Linked DNA regions of Mus musculus: region 1 is linked to region 2. The links are chromatin contacts, found by Hi-C or POLR2A ChIA-PET in ENCODE. All regions are on one chromosome and are shown on one strand. The core of a region is the stretch at or near the end of the contact, and the rest is flanking DNA. Distances in the headings are between cores, read along the strand shown.

Region 1 (6,904 bases), core at 469-2,968, 98 kb after region 2:
GACCCTTGACAACCGGGAAAACCTCTGAATTCATAACAGAGGGAAAGCTGGAGGCGCTAGAAAGGGCTGGTGGGAAACTGAATTGTAGGCGTCCGCCGGCCCCCTCGCCTAGAGCTTTAGATGCGCCACAACCACAGGCTCAGTCCTCGGTCTCCCGCCTCTTTCCTCACAACTTCCACTTCAGCCCAGAGAAAAACCTGTGATCCTAGGTACAAGCGACACTGCCTCCCTCCCAGAACAACACACCAATACTACCAGCCCACAGCTGAAAGCAGAGCGATGTGGGCCCAGCGGGACCGACTGCTGGGTCCAGATCCGGGAGAAAGTAAGGTTTGGGAGCAGCCCGGACCAGAAAGGGTCTGCCTGGTGCTGTGGACGACCCTCCTCCCCTCTCCGGGGTCCAGGATCGCAGGGTGGCTGCGGCAAGCTAGGGCCCAGAGCGTGCGCTAAGGAAGTCCCCGGCGCCCGCTTCCAGCCTCCCGCCAAGCCCGCAGGCTTTGGGGTCGCCTAGACGCTGTCGCAGGTAACCACGCGCGTCCCTCCAGCTGCACAGCGCCAGGCCCCGGGGCGAAGGCTCCCACCTTCCGGCTTGCCAACTCCAGCGGCTCGCTCTGCACTCGTGACGTAACCCGGCATTCGATCAAACTTTCTGGCACCTTAAGCCCACTGGGGGGGAAAGGAGGGTGCCCGAGCTGGGAGAATCCTTTCCAGGGCCAAGCGCGATGGGCCTAGACCGACTTGGCGGTGTGTGTGTGGGGGGGGGGGGGGTCACCTAACAGTTATCTCGCAGTTAAAAAGAACATTAAACCCTAAAGCTTCCGCTTTCCACTCACCCATCCCTCCAACCCCCCTTTGCTTCCCTCTAACCGGTACGCGCTCTCTCTATGCGCGCAAGGAGGTAAAAGAAGGCATTATGTTTAAGTAAAAATTTTAAAATTAAAAAAAAAAGAAAACTTTGATGCTATCTATCAGGATCCCGGCCTCAGCCCCGCGCCCCCCAGGCTCCAGGGAGGACCTCTTGGCAGTACGCACCCGAGGCTACCAGCACCCAAGCTCTAAGCCGGGATCCGGAGGTGCGGGCCAATCTCCCCGACTGGGAAGCGATGGCCCGGGTCCGGGGCTCCCGCCCATTCCCGTGTCTTCCCCGCACCCGGTCGGAGGCAGCGGCTCCGCGCAGCCCTGGGGATTGCTAGCAGCCGCCGGCCCTGCCGCCCTGGCTTAACAAAGAGCGGCGCGGAGCGAGCGCTTCCCGCCGGCGCCGGGCGGCCAGCGGCGTCTGGCGACGCAGGCTCCGAGGGCGCGCGCTGCCTGCGGCTGGTGCGCGCCGCTCCCGGCCGCCGTGTCCCCTGCTCCCGGCCCAGGCCCGCGGAGCCCGAGCTTTTGGCGCCCCCGCCCCGGCCACCTTACCTGGGGTTGCTGCTGTTCCAGTAGACGGCGTAGCGGTCGGCGACGACTTTGGAGCCCGGGTCCTGGCTGAACACACACATCCAGAGCACCAGAAAGAGCAGCGTCAACATCTCCACGTGCAACATCACGCCTAGCCAGCGGCGGAGCCCCCGACGCGCCACTCCGGGGAGAGATCGGGGATCCAGGGGGAGGGAGGGAGAGGGGCAGACGAAGAGAGCGGACGCCAAATAAATAGGAATAAATACGATGAAGGGGCGAGAGGCGCGCGGCGAGCGCGGGAGGAAGAGGAAGAGGAGAGAGAGAAGAAGGAGGCAGTGGCTGGGGCGGGGGGACAAACTCGCACCCCCACTGAAGGGCTCGGGAGGGGAGAAGAATCACAAGACGGAGAGACGCGTGCGTGTGTGCGGTGGCGGCGGCGAGGGCGGGGGTAGGGGTGCGGAGCTGTGTCTCGGGCGGCGGCTGCAAGCCGGTCACCCCGGGAGAGGGAGGTGCGTGCGGGGCCGGGCGGCGGCAGCGCGGGTCGGGGCAGGCGGCGGCGCGCGCTGCACAGTCACGGGGAGTTGAGCGCCGCGGCTGCGGGGAGACATACACCGGCCCGCCGGGCCCGGCTCAGTGTCGGCGCCGCGGTCTGCACGGGCTTCCTCCGCCGCGCTGGGCCCTCACCGTGCGCCCCGCTTTGTTCCAAGTTACTTTGGCGGCCGGAGAGAAACTGCAGGAGGAGGGCGCTGTGTGGAGGGGGGCGGGGGGGGGGGCGTCCTCACACTGGTGTCCCCAGGAGGCTGGAAGCAGTCCGGAGCCTCCCTTCTGTGCCTTGGCCAGGCGACCCCCCGCAAGGCTCGCAGGAGTCCTGTGGACTGCGGTACCCGGAGGTGCGCAGAGAAGAGTGGCGATCTGGATCCGCAAGCCCGGCTCTGCCGGAGTCCTGGAACTGCCCAAAGCCGCAGCCGAGCGCTCAGGCGAGGAGAGGAGGAGCGGGTCTTGCTTCGGAAAAGGCTCCAAGAAAAGTTTGGCTCTTCACGTCTTCCAGCAGGTCCCCAAAGGAGTCCGACCGCAGAGGCAGAGCGAGATGGCACCCCCGGGCGCTGGCTGAGTCGGGGATTTCTCCTGCTAGCTTGTCTTGGCCGGGTGTGGGTGCCGCGGAGTGAATGAAGAGCAGAGGTTGTGAACCAGCCAGCCAGGCGGGGCCGGGATGCCCAAACCTGCAGGGCGACGCCAAGCCAACTGCCGGGCTGAGAAGCGAGAGGGGAAACAATCACTTTCGGATGGAGCCCTCCAAGTCCGGGATGGGCTGATGACAGTCTCCGTTCGCCTTCCGGGAGAGAGGCTGAACCCCCGCACGGCGTGCCCAGAGCCCCGGGGGGGAGCTCTCAGAAGTGTCCCTGGGACTCGGACCTCTCCGGCCCCAACCCCAGCAACTTGTAGAGATTCATCAATCAGTTTGAAACCGGGAGGGAAAAAGGGAGAGGGAGCACACGCGAGCTGCTGGCACCTCCCCGATGACTACATCAGAAAACCTTCCCGATCCGGAGCTGCCTCCTCCTTCCCTCCTTAGGCACAGCAGTAACGAGAGGTGAAAGCCACCGACCGAATCCTAAAACCTCTGCCCAGGCGGGAAAATAAACTTGAGTGCAGCGGCGCGAGCAGCCTGGAGAGGTTGGGAAGACTGGCGAGAAGTAGAAAGGAGGGGAAAAGTCAGTTTTGCAAAAGAGGAGGGAAAAAAAAAAAAAAAGAAAAGGAGAGAAAAAATGCTTTATGGGAAAAAAAATCTCCTCGGGCACGCCCCCTCGTTAATGACCTGCGTGTAAAGCCGACTGCCGCGGCGGCCCAGGCGGCAGCAGCCTCGGCACCACGCGAGCCCGCGCGCGTGGACGTGGACGTGGGCCAGCGGGAGGGGGGCTCCGCCCGGGCGTGTTGCGCGGGGCGCTGGGTTGGCAGGCGGCGCGAGCGTGGGGGGTGAGCTCCGGACCGAGCAGGGGGAGGCGCCGCCGGCGCTGCTGCCTCCGCGGCCCAGGTCATGTGGGCTGCTCCCCTCCCCACTCCCCCTCCCTCCATGCAGTTTACTTGGAGGGTGGGGGGTGATTGGAGTAACCAGTCAGGGAGAGGCCTGCTGTTTGCTTACAGATCGGTTTTTTTTTTTTTCCCCTCTCTTTTCTCTAACCGGATTGGTTTGCTCCGGGAGAAAGAGGCGTTTTCCTCATCTCCTCCCTCCCCACGCCTCCACCCCCACCCCCGCCCCACCTTCCTGAAACCTGACTAATTGAATTACTGAGAGTGCCGAGGCACCCTCTCCGCGGCCCAGCCCGGCAGCACGAGTAACCCTTTGGTTGCTGAAGTGCGTCTGGACTCAGAGTGATTTGGCATCTTTTTTTTTTTTTTTTTTTTTTTTTTTACTTGGGAGTAGGGTCTTTCGATTGAAAAGAAACTGGCTCCCACTCCAAAAGGGGAGCCGAAAATTGCTTCGGGGACCGCTCAGGTGACGTGAAGTCTGCGCTGACTGGCTAGGGCAGCCCTAAGTAAATCGGAGTTCGTGTAAACCTCCGCTCGGTTCTTCACGCCGCACACGCCGCGCAGGGTCATCTGGAAATCTGAGCATCTCTCTTGTGCCTTTCAACCCTCTCTTTCTACCCGAGATTTAAAGGCTTGGGGGCAGGAAATGGGACTTTTCTTTAAAGTGATTCTCTGAAAGCAGGTTTTGAAAAGTCGGAGAAAAAAAAAATCTCAGTTTAAAGTGATTACAATTCAGGGTGAACCTTCAGCTGGAAGGAGAAAAACGCAGCGCGCGAGCCCGTCAGTACTTTACACCTTTTCCACGCGGATCCTGGGGCTGGTTCGCTACGCACACGCACACCCCACATAAATATCTTGAACTAAACTCGGTTTGAGAAGAAAAGGGAGGGAAATAGTGAGAGGGAGGGAAAACGCCTTTATTGCTGAAAAAAGGCCGTGCATTCCTGGGCTGGTCAGGAGGTTGCAGGGCCCAGATCCTTTGAGGCCAGCTAAGCCGGATCTCCTGGGAGCGAGGAGTCCTGGCGCCTCGGGACGGGTCCCCTGTGGTCCTGCGCCCTGGCATCGAGCCCCATACCCGATGCTGCTGAGACCTGCATCCCAGACTTTTTATTTTGTTCTCTAGTGTATACAGCCTGGTAAGAAGGCCGAACCCAAAAAAGAAAGCCGTTTACCTTTCTTTCCATCCTCTCAACACTGCGTCTTTTCCCTTTTACATATTAGACGAATAAAATTAAATATCAAATTCTCCATCCTGCGTTTTCCAAAGCTCGGCCTGGGGTTTCCAGGCGCTTCGGAGAAATTTGGAAGCGTCCAGACGCCCTCCAGTGGTCGGCCTGCAGTCCGCACCCAGCAGGGGCATTGACGGCAGCCTCAGCCCACGCTGAGCCTGATGGAAAATCTAAGGTCAGGATGAGTGAAGACATGAGAGGAAAGAAGCAGTTCCCACAGGCTGGGCGTTACTGGACGTGATGGAGATTTTCCCTAATTATCCTGAAGGAACGTCCATGTTGAGTGACCAGACGTAAATTACAACCGTTATCGTTAGACTGCATGACTGACCAACTGATAGACTAATTTATAAGAGTTTAAATTGAGACTATTCTATTCGCTTAAGCTCTCCTCTGCTTCTTTCACCAAATTTCCAACGTCAAGAAAGGAGGGATACACCTTAAAGAAACAAGACGATAAGATTTTTACTATTAAAATCAATTTGGGTTTTCATTTAAAATGCTGCTGTCCCTCTGGCTGGTGAACAAGTTCAGGGTATGCTTTTTTTTTTTTTTTTTTTTTTTTTTTCTCTCTGCTGTGGAAGGATAGATTTCTTTCCCAGCCTTTTTGATGGTAACTGTAATAGGCACTCATGTGACAAAGGCACATGAGAATATTTCTGCAGGAAATATTCTGAACCCTTTAAAAGGTTATGTGTATCTTTAGGAAGGAGGGAATTCAAGACTTCTGTCTTGAGGAAAATGCTGAAACTCAGAAAGAGTCTCAAAGAGCTATCAGGTATCAGGGACGGAGCCAGCTGGCTTCCTAAGACACCACAGTTGAAAAGGGGCAGACAAAAAAAAAGAAATAATACATGCTTATTTCCCCCTTGGAAATGCATATAGATGTAAAAAGTCATCAAACCAAAAGAACAAGTCCATTTTAATATCTTAAACATCTCCACTTTATTTTAAATAGGAATGGCCCTATTTTAATGAGACAAAAGTATGCTATGGTCTTCCTTAAAATGATTCATGGGGTTGGAATAAGATACTAGATTTGAAATAGTTCAAAACAGAACTCAGATGTCTATTAGAAATAATTCTAAATTAAATGTCTCCTCTGGAGCCAAGTATTGACATTGGACTTACTAAGCAATGTGACCCTTGAATACGTGAGTGGATACAATTGGAAGAGAAGTATATATTAACTATACACGCCTTACGAGGTAATGTGACTAGCTCTGTCGGAAGACACACACAGTAAATCCATAGAAAATAGTTCCATATAAAATAGTGGTTTTAACCCCATGTTACCAATCTGCTCTTTATACAATGAGTAGCTTTTCTTCAGCTAAGGCAGGAGCCTCTTGTCCAACCAAAAGAAAACAAGAGCCATTAAAAGTGAAGGAATAAAAATTCATGGAATTGATGAAGGTGTTAAGTTCCACAAGATGAAAACAGGGTAGAACCTTAAAAGCAGGTTGGTAATGGTCTATGCAGGGCCCTCCCAGTCCTGTAAATGGGTATCAGCAGACAAGTACTCTGGTAACTTTAAAACCAGTAATACTGAGGCAAAACCATTATTTGCCTCAAAACATGAATTGGCTCTAATTGATTGATTGATTGATTGATTGGTTGGTTGGTTGATTGATTTAGTTTTGTTTTGCTTTGGGTTTTTCTTTTTTTTTTTTTTTATTTTTGTTTTGTTTTGTTTTGTCTTGTTTGCTTTTAACTGACCAAATCTGTGTTCTAATCTAAACTATGAGTTAGAATCACTGAGGGGAGCTCTCTAGAAGGAGAGTGCCTGAGCCCCCGTTGTTTAGGCTAGACCTGGATCTGTAATTTTTAAAAAGCTCTCTGGAGAATTCTAATGAGGATAGAAGATTGAGAAGCGCTGATCCAGGTAATTTATTTTTGCCTTAATTACTTCAATCTTTCAGGAAAATAAGGCCCATTCTTATTTATCAGCTCACCAGTGAGGCAGAGTTTCTTGATCCAGTCTGCTAAGTTGAAAGACGCTTTTAAACAATTTTCCATGTCACACAATTATTTACAAGTATGATCTCCAAGATATGACTACAGGAGCAATACCTACCTTTAAATGTGGGCAAATCTTTCTATTTGGCTTATTGGAATTAGCGTTGTAGAGTTCTATTATGTCAAGTGTCCAGCCAAAATGAGTGAATGAGATAAATTAAATAAATAAAAAGTGAATCAAGCCCCCACCGTTTGTAGACTCGGCAACTCTCAATTTAGGAAAATCAAATTTAACTATGTTA
Region 2 (6,389 bases), core at 713-3,212:
GAAATGACATTTCCTTTAAGAACTTCTCATAAAAACCTCCTGGCAAATTAGACAGCAGCTGTCGTGAACACAAGACGACAGCCACAAGAGCCAGGGGTCCTGTCCTTGAGGGCAGAAGTGGGGCCAGGGCCAAGAGTTTTGTGCTTCTTCTCTAAGCACAGACATTAGTGCGGTTAGGACGGACTGCAGACCTACACAGACCTACACAGACCTGCAACAGACTGCAGGCAACCTGGCTGCGGAGCTTCCTACACTTGAGATGAACCCCTTCCCTCCCCTTCTCTTCTCTCCCCACCCCCTTACTTCCTCTTCTTGCAGGTGGCTTTTTAGAAGGCTCCTCTTACTATTATTATTTTTTTTTTTTTTTTTTTTTTTTTGGTTTTTCGAGACAGTGTTTCTCTGTGTAGCCCTGGCTGTCCTGGAACTCACTCTGTAGACCAAGGCTGGCCTTGAACTCAGAAATCTGCCTGCCTCTGCCTCTGCCTCTGCCTCTGCCTCTGCCTCTGCCTCTGCCTCTGCCTCTGCCTCTGCCTCTGCCTCTGCCTCTGCCTCTGCCTCTGCCTCCCAAGTGTTGGGATTAAAGGCATGTGGAGGTTCCTCTAAAAACACAGGGGCCACCACAGAAATGGCAGCTACAGTCTGAAACCCACACTGTGAAACAATTACACACTACTGTTTTTCAAATAAAAGACGTGATGGTAAACTTATTCATATAAAAGACTGTAGATATTTTCTTTTTAAAAAAATATAATATTCCACGAAACAGTCTTTGAGTAAAGGGCACTGAACTATTAAATTCTACCCCAACCAAATATATTCCAACTTTTATTTCAAGTTCAAAAGAGGAGAAGGATAGGCTAGAACTATCTGGATTCTTTCTATAACTTCTAAATTTTGACACAGTGTGTGTAAGGCATATTTCAAAGATGTTGTATCTGTTTAACACAAGTTCAGAGCAGAGGCCCAGCTCCTGGTAGGGGAGAGAAACTCTTCCTGTATTTTTGAGAAGACCCAAAACTGAAGGACCTCTAATTTCTAGTAATTATCCTGGTACCTTACAGCCCATGATTACAGATATAACCATGCCCTGAGCTGCCCTCCAGTTTGTTCTAAACTCAGTGCTTGTAATTAGTCTTGATTAATACTCCACATTTCATATCAACAGAAACAGTGAATCCAAAAGACCCTGTGTTTTCCTGCCTCATGGAGTCCCGCTGCTGTACATGTTCTGTGCCTTCATCAAGGGAACCTGCTGAGCAAATGGGATCGGACAAAGCCTTGGCACCCACCTGGCCTAACTATTCCCGGGGAAGCAGCAAGGCCTTTCCTGTAACCATCTTAATCCCTTATATCAACTAATTAATACACAGAGAAAGCTTTTACTTGTGTGTGAGCAATTATACCAAGTTCCTGGTCAGTGTCCAAATGGATTCACAATATAACTCATGAACAATGAGGCTTAGGGAAAGACATCATCTAAAGATGACTTCTAAAATGAAGAAGAGCTTGAGAAGCAGGCATTAAATGACTCTGTTAGTAGCAGGGTGCCGGGACAGAAAATAAATGCCATTCTTTTTTTTTTTTTTTTTTAGTAAACTAATTCTGAGGCCTTATTTTGCACATGTGTGACTACCTTAACCAGGCCATTTACATGAGCAAACTAGAACCAACAGATAAAGGAGTTGTGACTCTCTCTTTAGATAGCTGAAATGGTTAAAGACTTGCAAGGGGCTGAAAAGCAAGAAAACGTCATGTCCTCAAATAACTGCCAACTACTAAACATCTGAACAAACTCACTGCGCACAGACTCCTGAAAGCTACCCGAGACTCAATGAGTTCACCTTGCTGCCTCGGCGCTAAGTACCTGCTCTCAAGGTCCTTGTGTTCTTTCCCTTTTAGAATGTGTAACAGGAAGCAGTGATTTGCGAATCACGGCTGCCTGAGGACTAGCTGAAAACTGGAGCCAGCCTCAGAGGATGGGGAGCAGAGGAGGGCTCAGAGCCTGAAGCAGAGTACAGCATCCCCTGCTGCAGGTTCTGCCCTCCACCTCACCTCAGCCAGAGTGGCAGTCGTTCTAGTGTCAGGGCAGCTCGTCCTCCAGCAGAGCAGAGGGCACAGGATCCTAGTGGCTCGGGCAGTCGAGAAAAGGCTCTCCCGATAAAGCATTAGATTGTGGTAACAGGCCCTGGTGTGCACTGGGAACTCTTCCTGTGCAGACGTCTGGCTGTCTGGCTGGGTGGGAGGACTTTATCCAATAAAGGTCCAGCACCAAGTTCATGGAAGCCAAGCTTTTAAGAAACAAAATGCTTCCTCTAGTCACCACCCTGATAGACTGTCATCTACCACACATTCACACTCATGTATTTGTGTGTGTGCGTGCTGTTTAGACTGTCAGAATTACTGTACTGAGTCACCCTTAGGAATCAGACACTGTCCTCCCAGCTAGAAGAATCGCCCACCCCTGGAATTTTCAGGATCTTTTCCCACCTTTCCCAGTGTATACCCACTGGCAGGAACCAAAGAGCTATCACCCTGACAAGAGAAAACAAGCTGTGGGCCACTCTAAGGAAACAGGTTTTTCCTTCCCTCGTAGAGACATTCTTTCTTGGTGAGCTCATGTAAAACAGCAAAATGCTCAGTGAACATACTTGGTCCCATTCCCTGCAGGTGACTGTGCCCTTCAGCTTGACCTGTGATATAGAAAGAGAGAAAAAAAACCACTCTCCAGTTTCTAAGTAAAAGGTGACCATTTGGCAGCTAAGGTGATGGAAGCTGGAAACAGTGATGTGGAAGAACTTGTCAGACAGGTGTGGCCCGGGAGCTGGGAACACAAAGCAAAATGTTTCTGGGGGCCAATCTTGAGCCAAATTAATTTAAAAGGACAGGATAGCGACTGTGTGATGTTTGTGCTATGTTGGTATTGGGGGAAGAAAAAAAAAAAAAAAACTGTTCTTATCTGGCAAGGGCGCCCCCTGCTGGCCGCCACTCTGAACTCCGCCTCTTGGTCTCTCTCCAGAGAAGGCAGAATTGCTTGCACAGCACAGAGAATCCGGCAGGGTTAGATGGGCGAGTCCCTCGCAAAGCACACAAAAAGAGCAAAAGGTGCGGGTCACCGCCCCAACCACAATCTACCTCCGTCACGGTTCTCTGCAGTCAGATAAATTACAAGGCGGCTGGAAAGAATGACTACGCTGATTACTGCTTTGCAGGTGAGACGTTGGAAAGCCAGGGAGGAAAGAGGCCATTTTATGGGGCCCAGCCGCAGAAAGGATTCCTAAATTACACTCACATGTTTATAGCGCTTGACTATGGGACTAAATCTCCACTATCCTTCTAATGGCTCCGGTTTATTGTGACATTCTTAATAGTAATTACTTAAGGTCCCAAGCACATGACACAGCAGCCTAGGATTAAAACCCATTCGAACAGTAGACAGAACACCTTGCCAGCGAGTGACCTAAAATCAGCCTTGTGTTCCCACGCCATCCCCCACTTACCCCCTATTTCTTTGCGAGCTACTAGGTGCACAGACATTTTTTCATGAGCTGCTCTTCCAGTGTCTCCGCTTTCCCCTCTCACCTATTTTGTCCTATGTTTGGCCTCTTACAAAACCCTGCTAATGTTTCACAATATTGGCACACTACCCCCCCCCGTCGTCTCCCCCCCCCCAAAAAAAATTCCAGCAAAACACTTTGGGCAGAAAACACTTTGTAATCTGGGGCTCGTGTTTAAACTCGCTGTCGTCCATTGGAACTAGTTACTCAAGGAAAATTGCCACGGCGCTCAGCTGGTTCAGACTACCACAAAGAAAACCTGTTTGTGGAGGCACACGGGTCTCTGCACTCCTGACAGAAACGTCATACTTGAGCGTCTTTAGCTCGGAGTTATATGCCCTTAGTCTCCGAGAGTTCACCAGCTCAGGCTGAACTTGGCTTCCCCCTGGGACCTCAATCTCATGTCTGTTCCCAGCTCTCGACTTCAAACACGGGGGACAGGGATGCAAGGCATCTAGGCGTGAGCAGAGAAATATAATAGACAAAACAAACATGCTTCATCCCCTTTGGGTCACTGGGTCTGGTTTTCATTTTCTAGTTTACATACGAAACCAAGGGGTAAGAAGAAACGCCCATGGAATACAGGACCGGGGGTGGGGGGGGTGGGGGGGGGATCCCTTATTTCTGAATTTTAAAGACACTGCCATACATCGAAACGGGTTGTTTGCTCTTTATTGGATCCAGTTTGCTGAAATTTTTAGTTTTCAGTTCTTTGTGTTTCTTCTGCAAGTGGAAGACTACCCAAATGAAACAGTTTATAGTTATCCTTGTATGTGCTAGTTCGAAGAACGCTTGCTGACCGTCAGGTGTGTTTTTGTCCCCATGTCCGATGTGGGACAATATTTAATTCAAGAGTGTATTTTATTCACCTCTTGCCTTAGCTGGTCCTGTAGGCAGGCATCCCCAGGAATAGCTTGATGAGGGAAATGTTTACCTACCAAAAGCTGTGAGAATGACAATGTGGGCTGATTTTTATTTATAAGAGGGGGGAACTGAGCAATTTTACAATGAACCCGATCAATCTGTACCCGTTTGGGGAATAATTCTTCTCTGAATAGAGTTATCAAGACACCTGTAGTTTACCTGACCCTGTGTCTACAGGAAGCCAGAGGTTCTCATAATTATGTTCAAATGCAAAGAACTTTTACTGGTTACCACTTAGACAGTAGATGACCCCCATAAGACTTGGGATGACTTCAGTTGCTCCACGTGTCCAAAGGCTCCAAACTGCACATCCATGTTCACACATGCATTCTCTAGGAAAGCCAGAATCAGCCTCTCTTTATTTCAAATGTGGGGTAAGTACAGTGGCTATCAGCTGGACAAGCCGTGGAGAAGGTTATTCACCTCTGCAAACATCACAACAGTAAGCCATGTGCTAGCACAAGGGAAGTCCGCCATCTCTCAGGAAGCCAACCTTGTTCTGGTTTTTTTTTTTTTAAGCTACACTGTGTTACAATACTCTCATATTGTAACAATACTTAGAAACTATGTCAGCAAGAGGAGAGAGAGAGAGAGAGAGAGAGAGAGAGAGAGAGAGTATCAATAAATAAGCTCTGTCTGATACCCCTCAGATTAAACTCAATATGCCATTAATATGAAAAGAATTTGACAGTTTACATAAGGGATGTGACCTGGTGCCAACAACCTCTGGCTTCTTCATTCTCCAGATGGTAGCAGATTAGCAGGCAGCCTTTATTCTCCTAAGAAGATTTCCCCCCATGGAAAAGCTATAAAGACCAATTCTGTTCCAAACTTCAAGTCTCCTTCACAAATGTCTACCCAATTCTAGGCCTTAACTAATGCCTATTAAAAGAAGCCCTTGGGCTCAACGTTATGCAGTGTGGGGGGAAAACACTAAAGGCAAACTTAACTCTAATGCCTGCCTTTAAAAGATCTATTGACAGAAGCAGTAGGGAGAGTTTGAACTGATGTTAACTTAAAGAAAAAAAGCTGGTGAGATTCAATTGTGGATGTGAATGCTCGAGTGAGTTTGATCTTGACGGGGGCTTAAGATAAGGAGGATAAAAACCTAAGCCTACTTACACATTAAAAAATGCAGTCACACTACATTCACTACACACACCGCTCGCAATTTGTTTTATGCCCATCATCACTGAGGGCGTTGAAGGGCACCCTGTATCCCGGGGTACAAAGCCACAGCAGAGGGCAATTACTCCGCTAACATGAAGAACCATTTCCTGACATCACACAATGTCCCCCTTTACACTCGATCTTCCAGTGTAATGCAAAATAATATAATTGAACTTTTCTTTAGTTTTCTTCTGAAGGAAGAAACATAACAGGTGGATAATCAAAGAGATCTGAGAGATGAAAACCAGTTCTTAACATGAAGGAAAAAATAAAACATTCTTCCCATATCACACAGGACGGAATCTTTGAATAATTAGGGAAATAGCATATTGATAAACAGACTGACCCAAGCAGGTTAAGTGGATACCCTCCCTGATGCTTGGATTCCTCTGTGGCCACGGGGATACAGGGTATCCGCATGAAGGACCTCCTCTCTAAGAACCACGGGAACCCATTAAAAACATTGTTGCAGCACCAATTAGTACAGGGCTGCTTAGATATTCTTTGTTACTTCTTAATATGTCTACCAAACTCTTCACAGATGAAAATGGAAAATGGGGAGGCTTTGTCTGGAATTTCTTCTATTTTTTTCTTTGCTGACAAGATAGTCTGGACAGCTGATAATCCTGAAAGCTACAAAATAAACTACTGCAGAAACACCATGCACAGTAAAAACAAATCGGGCAGAATAAGGTCCCTCTTTCCAAGAAGTCTGCATCCATCCTCCCAGGAAATGAAAAC

The links. A loop is a pair of places that touch in the nucleus more often than their neighbours do. ChIA-PET counts read pairs that join two places held with the same protein, here RNA polymerase II (POLR2A).
Region 1: a map of heart shows a loop between it and region 2 (4-fold over the local background). The contact joins the promoter of Efna5 here to the enhancer-like site in region 2. A Hi-C loop is called at or near these places in 6 of 37 maps with a recorded cell type or tissue (heart and v-Abl transformed pro-B cells). POLR2A ChIA-PET finds 5 or more read pairs at or near these places in 2 of 5 experiments (Patski and embryonic stem cell).

The regions. Positions count from the first base shown.
Region 1 is chr17:62,879,599-62,886,502 of GRCm38, forward strand. It overlaps Efna5 (ephrin A5), which reads right to left and starts at 1,719. Exons shown (of 5, transcript NM_207654.2): 1 at 1,408-1,719. The coding sequence starts at 1,532.
Region 2 is chr17:62,781,134-62,787,522 of GRCm38, forward strand. All of the region lies in intron 1 of Efna5 (ephrin A5), which reads right to left. Gm52303 (a long non-coding RNA gene) reads left to right here. Exons shown (of 2, transcript XR_003952355.1): 1 at 1-3,209. Gm46583 (a long non-coding RNA gene) reads right to left here. Exons shown (of 2, transcript XR_001782160.2): 2 at 1-6,389. Among named protein-coding and RNA genes, the nearest start is that of Gm52303, 6.1 kb to the left of the region's middle. Within about 2 kb of position 1,963, at least 1 of the 3 ENCODE cell types and tissues checked has a DNase peak (open chromatin) inside an H3K27ac peak, as active enhancers do; it is heart, where a contact is called at or near this core.